Regions from separate parts of the Mus musculus genome. Here region 2 is linked to region 1. A link is a loop called in an ENCODE intact Hi-C map of the cell type or tissue named here. Cell type or tissue: heart. All regions are shown on one strand. Links, peaks and the distances in the headings refer to the core of each region. The heading gives the core; the rest is flanking DNA. Region 1 holds the start of Wdr45b (WD repeat domain 45B). Region 2 overlaps B3gntl1 (UDP-GlcNAc:betaGal beta-1,3-N-acetylglucosaminyltransferase-like 1).

Region 1 (4,390 bases), core at 391-4,390:
TACTTTGACCAACTTGGAGCTACATCGTGAGTTCCAGGGTTAGAGAATGAGACCTTGTCTCAACAAGATAAAGTGGAAGTACTGAAAGAAACACGCTCTCATGTGGCTCCTGGTAAGTGTCAGAGGTTTGTTAGAGCTGTGGCCAGACATTTCCCTAGAGATGAAGCCCTTGTCACTCCTTGCCAACAAAAAAACAAAAACCAAAAACCAAAACAAAGCCACCACAACATTCTGGCGTTATAAAGGCTCAAGTATAGGTCTCTCTTCTGGTCCTGCTGCTTAGGAAGCTAGACCCTATGAGAGATTAAACAACAGGAAAACTGAAATAAGATAAAGCTTGGATACCCTAAGTTTTTATTAGTGATTTACAATGTCTTAACATTTTTTGAGTCTCCAGATACATAATAACAATGTCCTTAGAGAAGCAGGAGTGTAGCCATCTGAGCCACTGAAGGCCTGAAGCTGGGGTCATCCAGCCCTGTGGAGATGAGGTGAATAGATATCCAGAGAGGCAGGTGAGTGTGTAAGCCAGTGAAACCCGAAGGAACAAGGCCTCCTTGACAGTGGCCAACTATCAAGACATCCTGCCAGGACCTTCACAGCCACCTTATTGTTGTGCAAATGTTCTCACAGATGGTGAGACCGTTTAGGGCTTGAACATTCATGCCTCAGCTGCCCTTTCTTAGGTTCATAACTAGAGAGATGAAAGGACAGTCCCTGAAGTGGTTTCCCCTCCCCTCTTCAGTGCTGATGGGATGAATGGTGGGCTGTGTGGGACTAGGGTCCTTCTGCTTAAGCTTCTTGAATCCTAAGACGCTACAAGTCTTCATTTGGGGGAAAGGATGGTAAACAGGTAAGGGGAGAAGCCAGTGAGGAGAGAGGGAACCAGAGAATGAATTGTAGTAGAGAGGAGAAAGCACCAGCTTCCAGAGCCATCCCAGACCCCTGTAAACAGAGCACCCCAAACAACAGTCGCGAGGTCTGGGGATCTTTTCTGTGAGGTTATGTCCTATTATGTCTCTTTGGAAATTTGTGTCTGTGAGAGGACGTGTCAGATGGTTGGGAAAGCTCGGGAAGAAATAGGGGATAGTCTGTCTGTGTTTGTCTCTCGGGGAAAATGCAGGTACCATTACACGAAGGCTGCTTCTGGTCGAACACGATGTGTATCGTGGGAACGCGGTGAGGGTTTCAGGAGACTGTGTTGTGGGCAGGAGCGTTGGCGCAGTCTCTTCTCTGCCCTGTCCTTGGTCCCATCAGTCCTGCCCTGCTTGTGTGAGTGCGGGGCACCCAGCTCTCTCCGCAGCTTCCCCTCGGCTGCGTCCTGCCCCGCCCCTTATGGACGCGCCCGGCGAGCCCTCGCCACCTACTTCCCGCCACCTACTTCCCTGCAGTGGACGCGTCTGTCCCTCGGCGCTTGCTGGTTGCGCGCACGCGCGCCCACAGATCCGCGCGCACTGATGACGCAGCACTGACGACACACGCACGACGCAAGTCCCCAGGACCCTGGCTTCCGGCCGCGGCGGCCCTAGCGCCGCGCGACCGGAGAGATCGCCTGGTTGCGAGCGGTATGCGGTGCTGAGGAGCCACAGTCCCTACGACGGCGCCATGAACCTCCTGCCGTGTAACCCTCACGGCAACGGGCTGCTGTACGCCGGCTTCAACCAGGACCACGGTGAGACCCCGGGCCCAGCTCCGTGGTAACACCCCAGCCCTTCCGGGAGACCCCGACCCAACGCTACCGCGACCGCAGGGCCCCGGAGCTGTCGCGAGCGTCCCCCGGACCCTAACCGGAGACTCGGTCGCGCCCTGAGAGCTCAGACTCTGGCGGCTCTTTCAGGAAATCTCCGAACCGCTCTGTAGGGAGGACCCCCCCCCCCCGCGGTCCTTTCCAGCCCGGGCACCCATAGCGGGGAGAAACACCCACCCCACCCCACCCCTCCGCGCGCTGCCGCCGCCCGGGTCGGCGGGCAGTGCCACTTTTTTACCGGGTACCTAAGAACCCGCAGGCTTACTGCTGGGCGTCAGGGTCTCCAGCGCTTACGTTGCCAGCGGGTGGCGTAGCGGGACCTGCCCGTCGCGGGGCGGCAGTTTGTCGTGGTTCTTGCGGCTGGCACCTTCGTGGAGTGTAGGTTCTTCGCCTTGATGTCTTAGCTGTACGCCTCTCCCTCCCCTCTGGTATTTTCTTCTGTTCTGTAGGATGAAAGGACTTACATGATTTGCGTTCCCGTGACTGCCTCTTGCCTCTTGAGTTTGGGGTCTTGGAGAAGGTATTCTTGCTTCCAAGATAATGGGCGGGAACCCCTCTTAGTGGGGATTATATCCCCGAGACGCTTTTTCTGCGTAACCCTCACTGTCCTGGAACTCACTCTGTTGACCCTGTCTCTGCCTCCCGGGGTGCTGAGATTAAAGGAGTGTGCCACTATGTCAGCTAACTTCCCTTTTCTAAATCTCCTCAAGGGAAAAGGGTAAAGGCTGATACTCTGGGCTTCTAAGAGTTATAACATCTTAGCTTTCCGTATGTAAAATTTCGAGGTGCTGTAGCAAATGTATGACTTACTGTCTTGGAAAGTGAACTTAACTTGATTTTTGTTATTGTTGGGACTGGATCTTGCTCTCCTGTTCAAGCTTATCTTAAGCTGTGCTCCAGGAATCTTCCCTTCACAGTCCCTGGAGCAAGTGGGATTGCATGCTCACTCTATTGCCCCTGGCTAAGAAGATGAGTTTTTTTGATTTTTATGTTTATTTTTATTTTTGAGACAATTGGCACTGTGTATCTCTGGCTGTCCTGGAACTCCCTAAACCTCCTTAAAAATGTTCACCACCTGGCTGTTTTTATTTTTGAGGTGGGGATCTTACTATTACAGACTATAGTTAGGTAGTGCTTTAAGTAGGTAGTGCTATTGTGCATCCCATTTGCATATATTCTCTTAGAGTCCATGTGCTAGGCATTTGAAGAAGTTTGAGGGATGCGTTCACTATAATCAGAACCTGTAGGATAGCTATAAGCTATAACATTTCCAAGGTAAACCAAGGTAAGAGGGAGAGAATGTGCATAGCCCATTACAAGTGTGGAAAGCCTTCCTTTAGATCGGACAGAGATAGGCAAAAGTATTATTGTCCTGTGGAAGCACAGACAGTTCTGGGAAGAGAGCAGTTAGACTCCAGTGTGGTGGCCTTGAGCAGTACGGGATTCCAGGCCTGGTTGCAGTGTTAGGGTTGGTCCCATTGTGGAACTGTGAAGGAGCAAGCGCATGTAGCATCAGCACGTGGGGGCTGAGAGGCTCATGGACATCATATGAGTTCCAGGACAGTTAGGGCTACACAGAGAAACTCTGTCTTGTAAAACCAGAGGGAGAGAGAGGAGAGAGAGAGAGATTAGCTTTTATCCAGGTGTGGTGGCACATACCTTTAGTCCTAGCATGTGGGGAGGCAGAAGCAAGCAGATCTCTTTTGAGTTTGAAGCTAGCCATGTCTACAGAATAAGTTCCAAGACAGCCAGAGCTACATAGAGAAATCCTGTTTCCAAAAAGAAAGAGAGACAGACAGACAGACAGACAGAGAAAAAGAAAATAGCTCTTGAGCTAGCAAATTGTCTAAGTTACTTTTCTGTGTGATGAGACACCATGACCCAAGTCAACTTATACAGGAGTTCATTGTGAACTTAGAGTTTCAGAGGGTTAGGGTCCATGACCGTGATGTCAACGGGGAAGCAGGCATGTCACTGCAGCAGTGGCCGAGAGCTTACACCTGTTCCACAAGCAAGAAACAGAGACTGAGACTGGGAATGGTGTGAACTTTTTGGAGCCTCAAAGCATGCTCCAAGCGACACACCTTTTCTATCAAGACCGTATCTCTTAATCTTTCCTAAATAGTTTCTTCAACTAGGCAACAGGTATTCAAAACCATGAGCTGATTGGGGCCATTCTAACTCAGACATTCACAGGAATGTAGCCCAGTTTATGGAGCTTTCATGAGGTCATATAGGTTTGGGCTCCAGTACTTCCCTTAACTGGAGTGGTGATATAGTCCTGTAATCTCAGCCTTGGGGAAGTGGAGGCAAGAGGATCCAGAGTTCAAGGTCATCGTGGACTACATGAAGCCCTGTTTCAACGAGACAGACTTTAATGCAGTTTCTGGCTGCAGTTAAGCCTTATAGTATGAACTCGCATCAAACAGTTGAGTCAGTCACAATTTGGTTTTGTATATACTGATTTCTAGATTTGATTGTTTTTGTTTTTTGAGACAGGGTTTCTCTGTAGCTCTGGCTGTCCTAGAACTCAATCTGTAGACCAGGATTTCCTCAAACTCACAAAGATCCTCCTGCCTCTGCCTTCCAAGTGCTAGGATTAAAGGCATGTGCCACCACTGACTGGCTGCCATTGGTGTTAAA
Region 2 (4,390 bases), core at 84-4,083, 310 kb before region 1:
CCCTTAGCCCTTTGAGCCCTTGGCAAGGCTAGTAGTGATACAATTCAGTGGTTTGAGTCTTCCCTTTTTTCTCATCTAGCTATATTGGTTACTTTGTTACTCCATTTACTCAGAGGCTCTCTGGTCATAATTTTTGTCTTTTTGATCCATGGATCCTTTTATCAGTATAATGATGTTGGATTTTATTTGTTTACTCGTTTCTTAAAATCATTTAGGAATAAAGTTGGTTTTATCTGGTATTTGCACAGCCACCCAGATTTCTTTGTGATTAGTGTACCTCGGATATTTTTTACACACAGTCTTTCAGCTCACTGTGTGCCTTTGGATCTCTTATAACATTTAAAGGAGTCATTTCTTAGTTTATTATTATTTTGTTTTCAGACAGTGTCTTACTGTGTAACTCAGGCTGGCCTTGACCTTGGGATTCTTTTGCCTCAGTTTCTCCAAAATCTGAGATTGCAGATGTAAGCTGTCTAGATGAGTAATTCTTTTTATTTAAGTTTTATTGCATTATGATGAGAAAAGATACATAATTTCAATTTATCTGAATTTGTTAATGTTTAAAAACCTATTTTGAAGGCCGGGCGTGGTGGCGCACACCTTTAATCCCAGCACTCGGGAGGCAGAGGCAGGCAGATTTCTGAGTTTGAGGCCAGCCTGGTCTACAGAGTGAGTTCCAGGACAGCCAGGGCTATACAGAGAAACCCTGTCTCGAAAAACCAAAAAAAAAAAAAAAACAAAACAACAACAACAACAACAACAACAAAAAACCAACCTATTTTGAGTAAATAGACTCACATACTCACATCACATTTTTCTTTCCCTTTTGTACTCCAACTCCTCCCAGAGACCTCCTCCCTTTAATAGCTGCCATACCTATTGTCTTTAATCATATTCTTTAAAATTTATAAAATATCCTAACAATAAAAATGAGTATTATAAAAGTTGTTTGATACAAAACAATCAATTGAACAGTCTTATGTAGATGCTTGTCTACAGCAATACTGAAAATACATACGTTTTTCTCCATAAAAAATTTAAATAACTCTAAATATATTAACTGTATATTTTAAAATAATATATCACTATTGTTTTTTTAATGAATATAATTTAATGAACAACAGTTTTAAAAATTGTTCTGCCTTAGCCAGGCAGTGGTGGCACATTCCTTTAATCCCAGAACTTGGGAGGCAAAGGCAGGCAGATCTCTGTGAGTTTGAGGCCAGCATGGGAACAGAGCAAGTTCCAGGACAGCCAGGGCTACACAGAGAAATCCTGTCTGAAAAAACCTAAATAAGTAAACAAGTAAATTAATTGTTCTGCCACTATTTACCTTTTAATTGGAGAATTTAATCCATTTAAATATAACTGTACCTCACCGATAAGGAGGACATTTGCTATCAACTGCTCTGATTTCTCAGTGTCCTCTCTCTCTTTTGCTTACTTGTTCCTTGGTATTATGTTTGATTCCCTTATTCCCTTTCTATGTGTTTGTAATTAGTTAATACAGGGATTATAATAGTCACTCACCATTGGTCTAAGTTGAATTAATAGCGTTTTAGCTTCAGTTCCTCACACCTCTCAACTCCTTACTTGATGTTACAAAAATTACATCTTTGTTGTGTGTCCATAGAGGTACGTTTATAAATTGTGCCTGTTGATATAGATTATGTTGTCCTATGTGTTATCTTTTAAGACATGTAGCAAATACATACAGATGAAAACATGACAGTGCAGTCTTTTTTATATTTGCCTGCTCCCTAGCTTTATCTGTTCCCATTCTTTGGCTTCAAGTCCCTGTTTACCCAGGATTCCCCTCTGTCCCTGTGGGCAATCCACAAACGTCTTCAGTATTTGTTTATTTGGGATTTCTTGATTCCTTTATTTTTGAAGGATAATTTTATAACAATTTTAAGTTCATTTTATTTATGTGTGCGGACATTGAGCCTGCATGTATGTTTGGGTATCTTGTGCATGCCTAGTACCATCAAAGGCCACAAAAAGACACCAGAGTCCTCAGACTTGGAGTTACTGACAGTTGTCAGCCACTTTATGGGTGCTGGGAATTGAACTCAGTACCTTTCAAGAATAGCCAGTACTCTGAATGGCTGAGCCATCTATCTTTTGATCCCCAACAGCTATAGTTTCTATAGGTTATAATATTAATAATATGTTGTTTACATATTGTCATATGCCATTGCCCATGTTTGAGTGAGGTGGGGGAATGATTTATTTATTTATTATACATAAGTACACTGTAGCTGTCTTCAAACAGCGCCAAAAGAGGGCGTCAGATCCCATTACAGGTGGTTGTGAGCCACCAGTGATTGCTGGGATTTGAACTCAGGGCCTTTGGAAGAGCAGTCAGTGCTCTTACCTGCTGAGCCATCTCGCCAGCCCTGGGGAAGAGTTTTGAGAGCCAGTGTGCCTGCCATGGCACTGGTGTGAAGGTCAGAGGACAGCTTTTAGGAGTTGGTTCTCACCTGCACTGCAATGAGGCCGGCTCACAAGCTTCTGGGTGATTCTCCTTTCACTGCCTCCCATTTGGCCATAGGAGTGCTGGGTTTATAGATACACACCATTGCATCTAGCTTTCTTTATTTTAGAAAACTGGTTGAGTTGGTTGCTGTGGGTTATTGTTCAGAGACCAAATCCTTCCTCTTCATTGGACTCCTCCCTCTCTTCCTTGGCAGTAGGCTTGGCTAGGCCTCCAGCAACAGCAAGAAGTTGATGGCAGAAGCCACAGGGATAGCAGCCACAAATGCAGCTGGGTCAGTCAAGAATTGACCTTTTCAGAAGGAGGGAAGGTCTACTCAGTCTCCACAGACAAAGCCAGGACCTGCTTGTACTCATTGCATAGCACTGAGGCAAACATCACATAAAAACCTTCCCATAGAAGCAACAATACTGTTCCTAATGTGATATCAATCACTCGGTTGTACACGCTGCCACTGTTTGATCAACCTGCTGTTTGATCAACCCAACTGCATATCACTTAGCGTTTCAGTCGTGTCCCCCAGAGATTTCAGTGTTAAGGCCTAAAGCCTGGAGGAAGGAGGTTTTCGTGGGCCTAAGACCAGTGTCCTGGGACCACAATAACTCTACAGGGGCAGTGGTGCCAGTGCAGGTGGCAGCTTGCATCTTATTGGCCAGTAGCGTGTCTTCCATTTCATTGAGGTCTTTTTTTCTTATTTAACACAAAGCCCAATTTTCTCCAACAATGAAGCGACTGTTTCTCAAGAGCTGACTTGTTTTCCAGATGCCCTTGGGATGTCTTTGGGCATTGCACTGTTCTTGGCCAAGAGCACCACAGACTTCCCTGGGAATAACATGCATGTCTGTTGGAGCCCCCATTTTCTGCCCCACAATGAAGCATTTTGGATGATTACCTAAATATTAGGCTATCTTAAGGAAGTAGTTGGAGTTCCAGGTTGCTCAGCCTTTCCTGGGTTTTATAGCAGTGCATCGGAGGTTGCCATGAACGGTTAAGAGATTATGTCACTCTAGTGAGTATACCTAGCCAGGTTCTTCATTTGGCTTCTTACATGGGTTCTGAGGGGCACAAACCTACATGTGAGTCACCTCCCTCCCTACTTGGCACCTTACACAGTTGCTATCTAAGTCAGTTAGTAGAAGAAAGGAGAAAAGCTATGTGTTCACATTACCTTTTATACTTACCTGTTCAGCCCTTACTGGTGCTGTGGCTTTTGAGTGGATTGAGAGTTTGCCAATTTTTTCAGCCTTAAGAACTTTAGGATTTTTCTAAGACTGATTTGCTATCAACAGATTTTCTCAACTTTAGTTTATCTGGGAACGCCTTCATTTCTCTTTCACTTTTTAGAATGAGAATCTTGGGTGACAGTCTTCTTTCTGTGACGCGTGCCTCTGGTTTCTGACAACAAGCCAGCTGTTAGCAACATTGAGGCTTCCTTCTGTCTTAGTTAGCTTTCACTGTCAACTTGACACTGCCTAGCGTCACCTCAAAGGGATTCTCAATTGAAGAATTCCCCAGATCAGTTTGATCTAAAGGATTTGTCTGTGAGGGATCTCCTTGGTTGGTAATTGCTGGAGGAGGGCTCAGCTCACTGTGAATGGTCCTATTCCCTGGGCAAGTGGTCCTGCGCTGTAGAAGGAAACTAGCTGAACATAAACCAGGGAGTGAGCCAGCAGGTAGTGCCCCTCGAAGGTTTAAGCTTTAGGTGCCTGCTTGATTTCTGCACTGACTTCCATAGTGATGGACTGTGACCTGGAAGTATAACTCAAATAAAGCCTTTTCTCCTCTAAAATGCTTTTGGTCAGAGTGTTTTATCACAGTAACAGAAAAGTAGAGCAGTCCTGTGAGGGATTTTCTTAATCAGGTTATTTGAAGTGCTATCCTACATGTAGGTAG

Evidence for each region. Hi-C counts contacts between places; a loop is a spot of excess contacts. Peaks named below come from ENCODE experiments on the same cell type or tissue, not always from the same donor. Only the 100,000 strongest peaks of a DNase experiment are listed, where the experiment ranks them.
Region 2: a loop joins it to region 1, with 2.8 times the contacts of the local background. A loop is called at or near these places in 1 of 42 quality-filtered maps.

Annotation. Positions count from the first base shown.
Region 1 is chr11:121,351,509-121,355,898 of GRCm38, reverse strand. Wdr45b (WD repeat domain 45B) reads left to right here and starts at 1,452. Exons shown (of 10, transcript NM_025793.3): 1 at 1,452-1,672. The coding sequence starts at 1,606. In heart, for the core only: a CTCF peak has its summit at 2,046 (motif pointing right); a DNase peak (open chromatin) is centred at 1,428; H3K4me3 peaks cover 2,593 bases; H3K27ac peaks cover 2,074 bases.
Region 2 is chr11:121,662,839-121,667,228 of GRCm38, reverse strand. All of the region lies in intron 3 of B3gntl1 (UDP-GlcNAc:betaGal beta-1,3-N-acetylglucosaminyltransferase-like 1), which reads left to right. It also overlaps the pseudogene Gm18479. Among named protein-coding and RNA genes, the nearest start is that of B3gntl1, 8.1 kb to the left of the region's middle. In heart, for the core only: no CTCF peak of the experiment used is centred there; no DNase peak of the experiment used is centred there.